Regions from separate parts of the Homo sapiens genome. Here region 2 is linked to region 1. A link is a loop called in an ENCODE intact Hi-C map of the cell type or tissue named here. Cell type or tissue: right lobe of liver. All regions are shown on one strand.

What was found. Peaks named below come from ENCODE experiments on the same cell type or tissue, not always from the same donor. Only the 100,000 strongest peaks of a DNase experiment are listed, where the experiment ranks them.
Region 2: a loop joins it to region 1, with 2.8 times the contacts of the local background. A loop is called at or near these places in 11 of 110 quality-filtered maps.

What each region holds. Positions count from the first base shown.
Region 1 is chr1:16,140,438-16,148,437 of GRCh38, forward strand. It overlaps EPHA2 (EPH receptor A2), which reads right to left. Exons shown (of 17, transcript NM_004431.5): 3 at 7,941-8,000. Among named protein-coding and RNA genes, the nearest start is that of EPHA2-AS1, 11 kb to the right of the region's middle. RefSeq lists enhancers at 934-1,901, 1,235-1,284, 3,413-3,940, 3,941-4,469, 6,055-6,583. In right lobe of liver, no CTCF peak of the experiment used is centred here; DNase peaks (open chromatin) are centred at 3,334, 4,904, 5,434, 6,014 and 2 weaker places; H3K4me3 peaks cover 2,357 bases; H3K27ac peaks cover 7,918 bases.
Region 2 is chr1:16,063,712-16,071,711 of GRCh38, forward strand. All of the region lies in intron 1 of FAM131C (family with sequence similarity 131 member C), which reads right to left. Among named protein-coding and RNA genes, the nearest start is that of FAM131C, 5.9 kb to the right of the region's middle. In right lobe of liver, no CTCF peak of the experiment used is centred here; DNase peaks (open chromatin) are centred at 3,560 and 4,850; H3K27ac peaks cover 1,574 bases.

The DNA.
Region 1 (8,000 bases):
CTCATTTAGTCCTCGCAATAGACCTGCTATATACAGGCACTATTAGCGCTGGTTCCACTTTGGAGGTGAGGAGAGACAAAAAAGCTTGTCCAAGGTCACCAAGCTCCCAAGAAGGAAACCAGAACTCAAACTTAGGATGCCTGATTTTCAGCCTCTCTCCTCTCCCACTCCTTTTTCATTATTTATTTATTTTGTTTTTGAGATGGAGTCTCGCTCTGTTGCCCAGGCTGGAGTGAAGTGGTGGGATCTCAGCTCACTGCAACCTCCGCCTCCTGGGTTCAAGCAATTCTCCTGCCTCAGCCTCCTGAGTAGCTGGAACTACAGGCACCGGCCATCAAGCCTGGCTAACTTTTGTATTTTTAGTAGAGATGCAGCCTGGTCTCGAACTCCTGGCCTCAAGTGATCCACCCGTCTCGGCCTCCCAAAGTGCTGGGATTACAGGCGTGAGCCACCGCGTCCGGCCTATTTTATTTTTTAGAGACGGGGTGTGTCTTTGTTGCCCAGGCTGGTCTCTTGACCTCCTGGCCTCAAGTGATCCTCCCACCTCGACTTCCCACAATGCTGGGATTACAGGCGTGAGCCACCTCACCGGGCCTCCTTTCCCACTTCTGTTCTTAGGAACACTTCAATTTGGAGCAAAGATAAATCAACATTCTGAAACAAGCCTGAAGAGAGAGGAGATAAGGCCTGACCCACTTCAAAAGCCAGAAACTCCTGACGAATTTCAGAGCAGCTGTGGGTCTATGTGTTGTGGAGGAGGGGAGGGTATTCCCCACCACAGATCTTCTCAAACTGGGCACTTTTGTGTCTGTGAGCAGAAAAGTGTAGACTCCAGCCCAGGGGGGTTGGTTGGGGTGGCTGAAGTGGTCTCCTTCAAGCCCCGAATGTCTTCAAGTCTCCTATTGTATTTGGAAACCCATGAGTATATTGCATCCCTCCCCATAACATATCTGCATGATACAAAAATAGCTCTCTCCTCCACCAGATCTGTGAGTAAAACTGAGACTCCAGAAAGCTGGGCCATGTTTATCCTGGGGTCAGTTCCCCCAAATGCCCTGACTTGTCTGTGGAGGAGACTTCACCTGGCTCAGTGCTGGTTCAGGTGGTCCAGGGCCAGCTGACTTGGGAAGCTCGGGGGCGTTCCCAGCCCAGGCTCTCAGGCCAGGCAGGGGCCATAAACCCCCACAGCCCAGGCTCGGACCCACTGGAGGCTTTAGCCACCTGCAAACCCTCACAATGCCCCGACTCCCCACCGTGTGGCTGCTTCTATGCCAAGAGGAGGAAGTGGGGGAAGAGATGGGCTCTTTGGCCCCAGCGCCCGGGGGTGGCCTGCCTGCCTGCTGCCGCCAGGAAAGAGGGAATTTGGAGAGATTTCCGCTGCGGATGTGCCAGATAATACAGCAGAGAGGCAGCGTCAACAGGGCATGTGCCTGCCTGACGAGATGTGCTTCCCCTCCTCCAACCACAAAGCTACCAGGGGCTGTCTCCAGGGCCCCGCCAGAGTTTCCAAGTGCTCAGGGGTCCCAGAGTTCATGAGTAGGACACCAGCAAGCCCCTGTGTTCTTCCTGACTTTATCTAGTTGGATTTCCTGGCATTCTAGGCGGGCAAGTGGGGACAGGGGTCACACACACTCAAACACACCCACATACACCAGATACCTACTGTTCCTTAGCCAACCAGCAAACTCCTATGCATCCTTTAATACCCAGCTTAAGCTCCTCTACACAGCCCTCCCAGACTGCCCAATTCCTGGCCCCCCGGCCCCCATTAGGGCATCTATTAATCTTATGTTTACCAAATAGAAATGGGCACTTCATACGTGTCTGGCACAATGCTGGGTGCTAGGATGCGATGGTGAGACAGATAAACACTGTTTCAGCTCCAGGGGAATTCAAAACTTGGCTTTTATGCTCCATTTGAAATTATTCCTGCATGTATCAGGAGCTTCCGTGAGACCAGCAGCTCCTGAGGAGCAGGAATGGAGACCAATTTATCTGTGTCCCATGGCCCAGCGGTGCTCAGTTAATGTTTGCTGAATGGATGGACAGACAGATGGATGGATGGATAGATGGGTGAGTTGGTGGGTGGATGGGTAGATGAGTGTGTGGATGGATGGGTGGGTGGATGAATGGATGGATGGGTGGAGGGGGGTATGAGTGGGTGGATGAATGGACAGATGAATGGACAAATGGATGGGTGGGTTGGTGGGTGGACAGGTGGATGAGTGGATGGATGGATGAGGGATGGATGGGTGGGTGGGTGGAGTGGTGGTTGGATGGATGGATGTATGGATGGGTGGGGAGGATGGACAGATGAATGGACAAGTGGATGGGTGGGTTGGTGGGTGGACAGGTGGATGAGTGGATGGATGGATGCGGGATGGATAGGTGGATGGCTGGGTGGAGGGGTGGATAGATGGATGGATGGGGCGGAGGATGGACAGATGAATGGACAAGTGGATGGGTGGGTTGGTGGGTGGACGGATGGATGAGTAGATGGATGGATGAGGGATGGATAGGCAGGAGGGTGGGTGGGTGGAGGGATGAATGGATGGATGGATGGATGGATGGATGGATGGGTGGATAGGTGGGTGGTTGGGTGGAGGGGTGGGCAGATGGATGGGTGGAGGGGGGTATGAGTGGATGGATGGATGGATAGATGAATGGACAAGTGGATGGGTGGTTTGGTGGGTTGGCGGGTAGACGAGTGAATGGATGGATGATGGATGGATGGATGGATGGATGGATGGATGAATGGATGGATGGATGTAGGGGTGGATGGGTGGAGGGGTGGATGGATGGATGAGTGGATGGGTGGACAGGTGGATGGAAGAGTGAGTGGGAGAGAGAATGGGTGGCAAACCTACCATGTGCATGTGAAATATGCACTCCAGGGCCAGAGAAATGAGCAGTGTTTCAGCGCCCAGAGAGACACTGTGGAGAAGGTCCACCAGGATGCCTACCTGCCTTACACAAGAGCCTAACTTTGGCACACCTGTGGCACACCTGTGGAGAGCTGTTCTGGCCCCGGTTGTCTGGCAGGCCTGGGCTACTCCGAGCAGGGGAACTGGGGCACAGTGGCTGCACCTCCGGCTATACCCTGGTTTTTCCAGTTCCTGATGCCCGCCCCTCAGGTGGCAGCATGAGGTGACTCAGGGACAGACGCCCTTATCGTGACGCAAGTCCAGCCCCCAGTGGAGCCCCTCCTCCCAAGGCACAGCCACCTCCCAGGCTGGCAATGGCAAGGTTGTGAGGTCAAGAGGTCATGGTGGCAATTCACCTAGGGCCAGTCACCGCCCAAGCCAGGCCCAGCAGGTGACCGCAGGAACCACCTTGGCCCAGGGATGTGGAGCTTGGACTTTGTCTCTGGGCCCTGACAGACGGCAAATGGCGACCTATGGGTTACTGACCCAGCAAATGAGGGAGCTGACAACCTCAGGCCCTGGTGGCTTCTTGCTCCCAGCAGGCCCTGTCGTCTCTGCAGAAGGGGGGCTGCCCCCAGGGCCTGACGGCTGCCAGCACCCTGTCCCTTTCACACACACCCTAGGGAGCTATCTGCAGGCACATTCCTCCACCATTGATAAGCACCACTCCCCACCTCAGCCCCCGCCTACCGCTCCTGTCCTGCCTCCAGCCTTTCATCTTCTGTTTGCTTTCCCTCGCCTCCTTCCTTCCGTTCTGGGGACCCACTTACCTCCAGGAGGGAGAGAGGGAGGGAGGGAGAAGCCGGTGCCCGCCCAGCGGAGATGCCAGCGCCTAGCTTTGCCCCCAGTGTGAGCTGAGGGTGGGGCAGACAGGGCACAGAGGTGAGAGCCACCATGGGGGGCTGGGGGTGCTGCCACCGTGGTCCCACCTCTGTAGGCCAGAAGAAACATCACAGAAATAAGGCCTGGTGGGACTTCCCAGCAGGGGACAAAGCCTGCGAGCCACAGCCAGCAGCTCCCAGAGTCTTCCACCTGGGGGACCAACTGTGATCTGATGAAACAGGAATCCTGCCAGCAGCCCCTGCCATGGCCCGAGACCACCCTGTCTAAAGACCACCTTAACCACAGACATACCCTGGCCAGGGGACTCCTCCCTGTCAGCTATGGACTTTAGGCCACTGGGGCTGTAAGCAGTGGGACCCCTCCTCACCACACTTGTGTCACACAGTCAACAGCTTCCCCGGTGTTCAGACTGAGCCCCAGTGGGAAACCACAGGAGGGAAGCTCGGATCACCAGGTTGACAGCGTCCTTCAGGGCCACAGGTCCAGCCCACTCATTTTACAGATGGGGGTGGGACCCCAAGGGGACCTGCTAAGGTCATACAGCCTGTGGGTGGAAGGACACACACCAGGGGCAACTGCCTTCCTGTGCCAGGCCCCCGTTCTTTTGGTCACTGTTCACTGCTTCCTCTCCGGACCTCAGTTTCCTCATCTGTAAAATGGGGATCAAGTCCTCATCCTCTCTGGGTTGTGTGTGAAGATGGAAGAAAGCCCTGCTTATGAGATGTCCAGCATGGTGCCTGGAATGCGGTGTCCCTATGAACTAGGGGATCATGAAACTACAGTAGGGAGGGGACCTCCCCAAGGGGCTGGGCCCCTTGAGGGAGCAGGAGCCTCTCAGGAGGGAATCTCCAACTCCCCACAACCCCAGCTCTGGCCTCCCAGCTGTTCAGCTGAGCCACTGGCCAAGGCTGCTGGCCACCTGCTCACCTGACCAGCGGTCCCCAGGGCTGAGGCGCCAGCAGGGGCCCCGCCAGCTGCTGAGGCCAGCACAGGAAGCGGAGACATGGAGACAAAGCAGCCCCCGGGGGACAGCGGTCAGCCCGAGCGACTCCACTGTCCCCGCAGGCAGGGCCGGGGGCAGGGCGGGGGAACCAAGGGAAGCTGGCTCATTCCTGACATAGTTCATGGGAGCGCTCCGGGCAGCGTGCCCACCTGCCGCACACAGCACCTGGGAGGTGCCTCCCTTCCTCTGCCCACTTAACTCTTTCCTGAGCTCTGGGCTTCCTGGGGAAAGAACCCTGAGGAGAAACGGACAAACTGGGAATAACCTAGACAAGGTGCCAGGTGACCTCAGGGTGCCCCGCCTCGCTCTGGGTCTGGTTTGTCACCAGCAGGAGCCCCAGTGAAAGAATCTGGGTCTCCAGGCCTGGGGAGGGTCCGGCAGGGAGGGCAGACCCTGTGCCTCCCTCTGGTTCTCCCTCAATGTACCCAGCAGTGCCCTCTCCAGGACCCCTGCCTCCAACAGAGCCCCCAAGCCCCTGCAACAGACCCTGCCATCCCCAGGGCTGGCCAGAGAGCCTACCCCAGGGCCAGGAGCTGAGTCAGGGATTCCAAAGGAACTGGTCACTTCCCGCCCCATTTCCTGACCCATCCTGCAGCCTGGGCGCCGCTGCACCGCCTGGATTCAGATCCTGATGCAGCCACATCCTAGCTGTGTGACTTCAGGCAAGCCTCTTTAGCTCTCTGAACCTCAGTTTCCTGGTCTATCAAATGGGATTGATCACAGTCCCTGCCACGCAGAAAGGCGGTGTGGATTCCGCTCGCATGTCTGATAAAGCGCTTGCTTGGCTCAGCGCCTGCCCCTCGGACGACACCCGTCTACGGTAGCGACTGTCATCACTTCCAGCAGCAGCATGGCCAGGGGCTGCTGAGAGAAGTCTAGAGGTATAAAGAGGAGCCAGCCGGGCGTTCCTGGCATCTCGCGCACCGGCACCCAGCCACACTGAAAGGAATTTTGGTGGGAGGATCCCGAGGAGGAACAATCCGGCAGTAGGTGACTAGCGATTGACAGGGTTCCACGAACTAAGTCGGAAATTTCGCTCTTGGAAACTTGTCCTCCTGCTGGGCTGATCTTCCCAACAGGGGGCTGCTCGGCTCTCTGCAAACAAAATCTGCCAGAACCCTGACCCCCCACCTCTAGAGGAGGGAAGGCTGCCCCGCTTCCTGGAGAGACACCCCCACCCCAACCGTCCACTTATCTCTGCGGGGCCTGCCTCACCAGCCTGTGGAAAGTTTTCAGCTGCCCCTCACCCCCACCCCCGCATTCTTGTGCGAGGATGTCATGTGGGAGGAGCCTGCTCGCCCCACTGGGCTGCCTCGTCCCGGCCCCCTCAACCGCACTCATTGTCTGAAACTGAGAGTATGCATTCGAGGTCACCTAAAGCAGGGGCCGCCTGGGGAAGGGGGGCTCGCTCAGCAGAGGGGAGCTGGGAAGACAAGGGGGCGATGGCATGGGCCGGAGCAGAGCCTACACCACAGGCTTATGGCCAGAAAGCTCGTAGGGAACTTCTCATCGGGGGGTTTACAGACCGTGTTAAGTAAGGTTCTGAGGACTTGCTTTAGGAGGCAAGTAGGGCCCATCACAAAGGGCTTCAGTGTCCTCCAACCCTTCAACCCCCTCCAGGGGCTGCAGGATCCATGGCTAGAAAACAAGCATAAAGTCTGCTGGTGCTGTTGAACTTTCTCATTTTACTCAAAGGAAACCCAAGACCAGAGATGAGGGGGGAGTTAGCCAAGGTGTGTGCAACGCAGCCACTAAACCTCCAATTCCTTAACGTCCCGCTTATCTCAGCAAAGAAGCTGCCAGAGAGAGGGAATGAGCCAGCCCTCCAAAGGTTGGCCTGCATTCCACAAATGCTCTGCCTCATGGCCATTTCCAGAAAAAGTCACCCATTGAAAATCCACATTGCTGTGGAGATTTCCGCTGTCACAGGCCCTGGCCACACCACGCCACGGCTTCCTCCATGTGAACTCACTAATGCCCAAGCCTCATTCCCCAAGGAGAGTCTGAATGAATTGGCCCTTTTCTGGGCCCAGTGTGTCATCTATAGAGGCCCCAGTGGAAAATCAATAGAGGTCCCAATGGGAAATTTGTGGCCCTGGGGACATTCAGACAAGAAAGGCAGACCCTTGGCCCCCCTCCAACCTCTCCCTCAACAGAAGCATTTCCCAAAAGCTCCGCGGGTGATCCTGATATGCAGCCAGGGGATGTGCACCCCGGGTCCAACTCAGTCACTTCTATGTACGAAAGAGGAGTTTGAGGCCCAGGGAGTTTAAGTATCTTGCCTAAGGCCACATAGTGAGCTGATAACAGACATGGAACTTGCTCCTGGTACTCCACCGTGGGACCACAGTGCCGCTGTACCAGAGCTACTCAGTATACATTCGTGGGATGAATCAAAAATAACAGCCACATTTAAAAGTACTCATGTGGCAGGCACTGACCTAAGCACTTTACTATTAAGTCATTTGATTATCACAGCCACCCTACGAGATAGACGCTATGATCCTCTCCATTTTACAGATGAGGAAACCCAGGCACAGAGAGGTCAAGGAAATGGCCTAAAGCCACACAGCTAAAAATGTAGACCTGGGATTTGAACACAGGCATTCTTGTTTCAGAGTCATCAATCATAAACTCCACATTCTGCTGTTTCTCAATTCATTCATTCTTTTTTTTTTTTTCAGACAAGCATCTCCTCTGTCACCCCAGGCTGGAGTACAGTGGTGCGATCTCAGCTTACTGCATCCTCCACCTCCCGGGTTCAAGCAATTGATTCTCGTGCTTCAGCCTCCCAAGTAGCTGGGATTACAGGTGCATGCCACCACACCCAGCTAATTTTTGTGTTTTTGGTAGAGACGGCGTTTCATTATGTTGCCCAGGCTGGTCTCAAACTCCTGGGCTCAAGTGATCCACCCACCTCAGCCTCCCAAAGTGCTGGGATTACAGGCATGAGCCACCGTGCCCAGCCACAATTCATTCATTCTTAATGAATGAGTTAGTCCAGCCTTAATAAGGAAACTGATGTCTGGGAAGGATCTATAATTTCCACTAACAGAACTAATGTGTGTCAAAGCAGGGATGAGCTTACCAAGATTCCATGATTCCAAAGCTAAAGACCAGAACCTGGGAATGCAGAACCCCCTTCCCTGCAACCCAGAACCGTCACTCACCCTGGCAGGCATCCTCCACCTTCTCGTAGCCTGCCTGGCACAGGCACTGCCCAATGGGCA
Region 2 (8,000 bases), 77 kb before region 1:
CCGTAAGGTGAGTATGGCCTTGTTTTTATCCAACAACATCGTAGAGAAAGCAGACTCAAGTCCACAGCAGGGAAGGGGTCCAGCCAGATGCCCTCCTGCCTGTGCCCCTCAGCGGGAATTACTGGCCTCATCTTCTTTTTACTCCCTTTTCTCAGTTTCTAGCACCCACACTCCAGCATGATTTTGGCCTCGTGGAGATCTTTAATCCATTTACCCTCATATTTCCAGACTAGATCCTCCCGTCCTCTTTTGCTCCTGGCCCGGCTGACACCCTGGCATGGCCTCTGAGCTCTCTCTCACAGACGCCCTTACCTCTCACCCCGGTTTGGGTCTGACCCTCCTGCCCTGTGCCTGGATCTGAGGAGCTGAATGTTGCTGGAGAAAGTGACCGCTGCATGCGAGATTGTAGCCCCAGCCTCCCGTGGGACGCTGCCCGGATCCTTCTCTGTTTCTGCATTTCCTGCTGTCTTTGTTTCCTGCCAGGTTGACAGCTTCACCCCATCCTTCCTTCTCAGACATGAAACACACCCCCTCCCCTACCCCACACACTGCTGGGGGCTTCTGCCCCTCCCTCACTGGGTCCAGGATCCTTGGAAAGGTGTCACCTGGATCTTTCCACCCAAATCACCAGAGCCTGCCTGCACCTTTGCCCACATCATCGCCTTTCCCTCCTGCAACAAAGGAAGAGCTGTTCCTGCTGCACCCAAGACCTTCTGGCCCATCCACCCAGGGCTGGGTCCTGCCCCTGCCCTCCCCCCAGAGGCTCTGCTCTCCCTCCTGCGGTGTCACTGTGCCCTCTCCACTCTGTCCACTTTGAAGCATTCAGCCGGGATCTCATATGCTGCGATGTGTCTTGGGCTCTGGACCTTCTCCTGCATTCTCACTCCTCTGTCCCCTTTACCACTGGGTGGGGCCGTCAGCATCCTGGCAACCCAAGCATCTCCTGTCTTCTCAGAAGCTTGTGACCACTGTTTCCTTCCAGCGACTTGGCCGTTCCTCTGCTCCCTTCTCGCTGGACGTGCAGAGAGCTGTGTCCCACATCTACTTCCTCGTCCTCCACTTCTCCTCCACCCATTCCAAGCAGGCTTTCATGAGGCAGCCCTTGCCAAGCTGCCAGGAAAATCCGTGGGGCCAACTCCAATGGGGGCTGCTCCAGCCTCTTCTTGGAGCTGGAGCTGTGCAGCCTTCCTGCCCTCTTGAGCCTCGCTCTTATCCTGGCCTCTGGCCTCTCTGGCTGCTGTCCTGGGTCCCCTCTTTGGCTCCTCCCTGGCTCACCCCTGCCCGTTGGCTGGCACACTTCTGTCCTGGCCCTTCTCCACCCTCTCTCCCCAGGAGGTCTCACCTTCCTGTTTCCGCTGCCCGCTGCCCATGTGCACACCTCCAGCCCTGACTCCTCACTTGAGCTCCCAACTGAGTTTCCAGCTCTCCACATGGATGCCCAAGGGGCACCCCAAGCACACCTGGGCAAAAGAGGATTCCCAATTCCAGGTCCACCTTCCCCCCATCCCCCACTGCACCAACTACAACCCTGGGAGTTTCTCAGGGTCCTGCCTTCCCCCACTCTCCCCGGGGCCACGCAGTCAACCGGCAAATCCTGTTAGCCCTCTCTTAGGTCTATTCCAGGTCTCCCGGCTCCCTTCTCCCAGGGCTCCCCTGCTGCAGGCATCCTCCCTCCCTGGAAGACAATGGTCCCTGCGCTCACTCTCTGCCCGCCAGCGGAGGGACTTAATGCTCTAGGCCAGATTGTGTCACTGGGGTTAGGGGACCATGTGGGTGCTGCCCCCAATTCCCCTGGATTCCTTTCTCCTGTTTTTGCCCTGGCGCCCTGCATGGCTTCTAAGAGGCACCACCTGTGGCTCTTTCTACAGGGGCTGCCCTAGGTAAATTTCTGTTGGCCCCACCCAGAGTGGCCCCAAGCCAATGACTACCAGGTGCAGAACCCCAGCTCTTTTGTCTGGGATCCGAAAATTCCCCTTCACTTACCCTCCGGAGTACCCTGCAGGACCAGGCTGAGGCCAGGCCTGAGACCACCCCACTGCCTGGCTGGCCTCCTCCATCCTCCTCTCGCTCCATTCCCTACTGGCTTCCTCTGGAAGGTTCACCTCATATCAGTTGTACCCAAATCCTCATTTCAGGGGCAGCTGGCAGGGGGAAGGTAAGCATTCAGTTGGAGGTGAGATTAAGGTTTTCTTTTCTTTTTTTTTTGGAGACAGAATCTCGCTCTGTCACCCAGGCTGGAGTACAGTGGCGTGATCTCGACTCACTCTAACCTCCGCCTCCCAGATTCAAGCGATTCTCCTGCCTCAGCCTCCTGAGTAGCTGGGATTATGGGCACCTGCTCATTTTTATATTTCCAGTAGAGACAGGGTTTCACCATGTTGGCCAGGCTGGTCTCAAACACCTGACCTCAGGCGATCCGCCTGCCTCGGCCTTCCAAAGTGCTGGGATTACAGGCATGAGCCACCACGCCCAGCCTGAGATTCAAGTTTTCATCCCAACTGGATTAGACTTAGTTTGCAGAAGAGACCGTAGGTTTCTGGGATCCACCCAAAGGTAAGCAGGTGGGCTAGTCAAGGAGGCTGGAGGCAGAGACTGGAGCCAAGGAAAGATCTTATTGACCACCCCACCCATGACCCAGGCAGGCCTAAGGAGGTGAGAGCACCTGGGGCAGCACGGGATCCTGTGGACTGAGCCGTGCGCCTGCACACCATAGCACTCAGCTCATCTTGTTCTTTTTCCTGAGTCCCTGCTGTGTGACCCTGAGCTAGTCCTGCCCCTCTCTGGGCTCCAAGGCCTCCATTTCCACAAAGGCCATGTTGTCCAGGCCCTTCAAAGGCAATGTTCAAACTGGGGGTGCATATTTCAGTGGGTCATGCAGCCGTTTATTAATTAGGTCTTATTTTAATGAAATAGAATGGAATAGAATGGAAAATATCAGAGCCCACTGCAAGTCAGGTTAAGTATTACTTTATGAAGCTTCTGTTTATGCAAACACAAGTCTGTGCAGATGTGTGTGCACAACACACACAGAGTAAAAATTTTCTCTGTGTGTATTCTGGGTCATGATGCAAAATATATTATTCCTATGGGTCCAGTCAAAAAAGTTTGCAAGTTGCCAATCCTGAGGTTCTGGAAATTCTGCATGTCCTGTACAAGCCAGGGCCCGCCAAGGTGCAGACAGGTGGCTCTGGCCATAGGCTGACCCTAGGAACTTGAGAGGTGTTAGGGTATTTCTAGGACCCCTGGCCATCCCCTGAAGCTTTTTTACAACTCTCCAGCCACAGACCAGGGAGCGAGGTTGATGGGGAGGGGAGCCGGGCACAGAGGAGGCTGGTGGTGATGCCAAAGCCTGGCAGAGGCATGACTTGAACAAGGTCATTTGTTGAGACGGTGGTGGGCTTGGAGGACTCCTGGCTCCCACCCCCTCCCCAGCCCGCCTGGCTCCCCACCTCAGTTGGGGTTCAGGTGCCTCCACCAAAGCTGCCTGCTCCCCCTGAGGACTTTGGCCCCATGATGTCACAGGCTGGTTGCCATGGGGACGTCAGGTAATGAACCAGCCCAGGGTGAAATCACAGGCTGTTCTTCGCCCAGCTGGGACTGGTGGTCACGTCACCACTGGCAACTGGAAAAACACAGAGTGTCATGTGGGGTGGGGGCTGGGAGGCAGCCCGAAGGGACCGCTAGCACCTGCTCCTGTGGCTCCCTCTCCCAGAAGGACACCCCCTTTCTTTCAGTCCACACCCTAGTCTCCTGACCTCAAGGTCAGAATTCCCTTCTCAGACCTGCTCCCTCCCCCACCTCCTCTGTCCACAAGAGTGACAGGCTTCTGGCTGCCATGGCAACCTGGAGAGGGCCATCTTGATTCTTCAAGGAGAGGGTGTCAACCAGATGTCTCCTCCATCCCTCTGTCTTCAACCAGAGCTTCTCCTCTGCATCTTGAGGGTGCTTCCTGCCTTCCTATGCCAGCTCCTCTTCAATCTGCTTTAGAGTCTAACCTCCCAGACAGTTCCTCCTGATGTCTAGCCTAAACCCCTCTTGTTGCAGTTCCCATACTGGTTGGTCTTCTCTACTTGATCCTTGGGTGAGTCTGCAGCACAACCCCTCAGGCTCCTCTCGTCTGCTTCAGGGCCTTCCAACTCCTTTAAGCTGTTCTCTGGGGCTCCGTGTCCCAACCCATTAGTCACCATGGTTGCCATCTACCCCAAGAGTGCCTCCCAGGGCTCTGCACCCCAGAGGGCAGAGAGGGACCGTGTTTGACTCTGCAGCAGCCCAGGGAGGGTAAATATCCTCTCAAAACCACACAGAAACTGAGCAGCAGCCTGGGGTCAAAGCGTCCCCTCATGCTCCTCCCCGGCCAGCCTCGGGCTTCTCTGCTCAGCTTCTCAGGGCACCTGCAGCCGATGCGGCCCCTCTAGCCAACCATTGCCCGGGTGTGTACTGCCCAGCTGTGATGTGCCGGGCTCTGCCCTTGGCTCTGAAGAGAACGTAAGCGGCCAAGGCATTCCTCTTACGGTCCCTGAGCTGGGTTTAAGTCCCCGCTTCTCACTTTCCGCTGCAGGGGGTGGGCATGGGACTTAGCCCCTGTGAGCCTTGGATTCTCATCTGTGAAATAATACCAGCCCAGAAAGGGCTGCAGCAAGGAGGAAGCACCTGCCACAGCAAGCAGTCCGTAAGCAGCAGCCGCTCCACCCCTCTCCCCTCAGTGTCTCTCTCTGGACAATGGGACACATCTTGGTCAGCCACTCCTCTGGTCCTGTCCCCAGGGCTGGAGCTGGCTCTGGAGGCTCCGCAGAGGGAAGCCCTTGAGGGTGAGTCCTTGGCCGCTCTGCCTGTTGAGTCACTGCCAGGGGAGCAGGCCACAGAGCTTGGCAGAGGCCAGGCCTCGAGTGGACTGAGTGTCCCCTCCTCCCCAGGACATTTGTTTACAGGTCACCTGAGCCGTGACAATAGCTCATCTGTGGGTTGGCTCAGCTCAGAGCTATCCAAGGGGGTCCCTTTCTCTCCCCGTGCAAGGATGGAGAGAGAAAATGGGCTCCTCCCCAGGACTTCCACACACCCCAGCTCCTCCCCACTTCCTTCCCCAGGCTCCCTCCCATCCTGTGACCTGGCCTCTGGGAACATCTTGCTCCAGCCTCACCTCCCACAAGCAACCTGCCCAGATTGGCCTCTGCTGGATTAGGTACCTCACCTGTGGTCCTAATGGCCAAAGTCTGGCCTGCAGTGATTTGCCGCCACTGTTTACTGAGCAGGTGTGACAGTACTGTGTCAGGTACTGTCTGTCCTAGGCCTGTTCACCCATGATCTCTCATTTAACCCACACAACAATCCTGCAAAGTACATGTTATGCCCATTTTACAGATAGGGAAACGGAGGCTCAGAGAGGATAAATCACTTATGCAAGGTCACCTGCTAATAAGCAGCAGAGATGAGGGTCACACTTCGGCCCTTGTGAAACTCCAAAGCTTGTGCCCCAACCACTAAACAGTGCTGATCTCCAGACAGGGTCCTCGGGGCATCCTTCCAAGGGTTCATGCATACTGCCTCCCCCATTAGGCTACTCCACGGGCAAAGCTGTACCTCTCTCATCAGACTGTGAGCTCCCGAAGGGCAAGGTCCCACCTACCCTTTCCTCAGTGCCTGGTGTAGGACTGCTCAGGACTTGGAAACTATGGGTGGCTCTGGTCGGCCCCCTTAGAGCTTGTGCCTTCACCCAGACATGATCAGATGTCTGAGTTTCCAGAAGAAAATTCTCGGTCTCTAATTTCTACTCTCACCCCCGACCCCACCGGCCCCCAGTGCATTGGATACCCCCAAGGTGGGGCCAGGAGGCTGATCAGTTGGCCTGGAGGAGAGGGCTGGGGCATGAGTGAGGAGGCAGAGTGGTTATGGCACCAAGGGCATGGAGCGGGTACTGAGCCCCTGGAACTGGAGAGAAGGGGGGCAAATATTCCTCTCTGTTCCATACAGACTGCCATTGGTTGCAGAGCCCCCAACAAATAGGGACCATTCAAGTGTTCCAAGAGGTTGTTTTTCTAAGCACTGGCCATATACTTAGCACCTCTTTTTGTTTTTGAGACAGGGTCTTTGTTGCCCAGGCTAGAGTGCGGTGGAGTAATCACAGCTCACTGCAGCTTCGACCTCCTGGGTTCAAGCCATCCTCCTGCCTCAGCCTCCCAAATAGCTGGGACTACCAGCACACACCACCACAGCTAGGTAATTTTTAAAAAGTTTTTTGTAGAGATGGGGTCTCACTATGTTGCACAGGCTGGTCTTGAACTCGTGGGCTCAAGCGATCCTCCCGCCTCAGCCTCCCAGTATTTAGATTATAAGCGTGAGCCATAGCACCTCTCTCTCTATAGGGACGTAAGAAAGCAAAGGACGGGGTTTCCACACTCAGGCTCTGGGGTCACATTGACCTGGATTCAAGTCCTGCCTCTCCATGCCCTGGCCATGTGACCTGAGGGAAGACCCTCCCGTTCTCTGAGCCCCACATCCCTTGTCACAGGGTTGAATGAGAACTAACTAGGTCAGGAGAGCAAAGGCTCAGCCTAGCTCAGGATAAGCGCTCAACAAACGGTAGCTTAAAAATAGATAATGAATGCAAAATAGCTCCTGGAAACAGCATTTGTTGCCTTAATCTGGTCCCAATCACTTTCTCAATGTCCTCAGCACCTCGAGTGCCTGCCACCCGCTGCCTTTCCCATGAGGCAGGATGTGGCTTAAAACCTCTGTAGGTTTCCCCTTCCAGCCATGAAGGCCCACATTAGCTGTCTGCACAGACAGGTAATAAAAATTAAAGGCCGGGTGCAGTGGCTCACACCTGTAATCCCAGCACTTTGGGAGGCCGAGGTGGGAGGGTGGCTTGAGGCCAGGAGTTCGAGATAAGCCTGGGCAACATAGTGAGAGCCTGTCTCTATTATAATATATACAATATTAAAATTAAAAGTAAAAATGAGAGCAATAGCTAATATGTACGAGTGCTTACTATGTGTTGGGTACTGGTCTGAATGCCTTACATGAATTAAGCCATTTAGTCCGCCCAGCAACCCTATGACATCAATACTATTATAATTCCCATTTTAGAGATGGGAACACTGAGATACACACACAAGGTCAAGTCACTTGCTGAGGTCACAGAGCTAGTAAATGGTGGAGCCCTGCTTCGTATTCTGCACTCCTAGCCTCTCTACCAACTAGGCAGACGCTAACTGCTGCCGATGCTGGGATGGGGTGATTTTCCCAGGTGTGGCCTGACCTAGGTTTTGGGGTTTGGCTGGGTGGCCCCAGCTGGGTGCAAGCTCTGGGCTCAGTATGGGCATCAGCCTGAGGCCTGCAATCCTTGGCCTTGGCCAAGGGTGGACGCACTCCCTCCACCCTTCCTTCTGTAGCAGTGCCTACCTGGCCTAGGAGGCACTGAGCGCTCAGAGGCTATGATTAGCAATCGATTGCTGGTGCAGGGGCCAGGTGGGGGGCTCAGGAGCCCACAGCAGCCTGCAGCTCCAGGAGAGTAGACAGGTGCAGGCACCAGGGCCGAGGGCTGGCTGTGAGTGCAGAGACTGAGGCCCTAGGCTGTGGAGTCAGCATGCCATGGTTTAAATCTTGGCTTATACTATCCTAGCTGTGTGGCCCTGGACAAGTCACTCCACTGCCCTCTGCCTCAGTTTTCCCACTTGTAAGATAGGGACTGTGTTCATATATAACCCAAACTAGCTTTATCTGCCTAAAACTTTCAGACTAGTATGCACTCGGAGAGCATCAGTGATAAGGAGAGGGCAGGGTGGGTCAGTGATGCAGCCACCCAGAGTCTCTGGGACCCTGGCTGTCCCCTGCCCACATGGCTCCCCATATTCCTTTCACCTCAACCCAACTTTCCTGGATGCATGTTGAGACTGCCAGGGGCCCCGTCCTCTCAGGAGGGGGACAAGGCTGGACTATACAATTAGATCTGGGGGGCGCTGAGGAAGCCCAGGCTGCAGAAGGAAGGGTGGAGAGAGCGTATC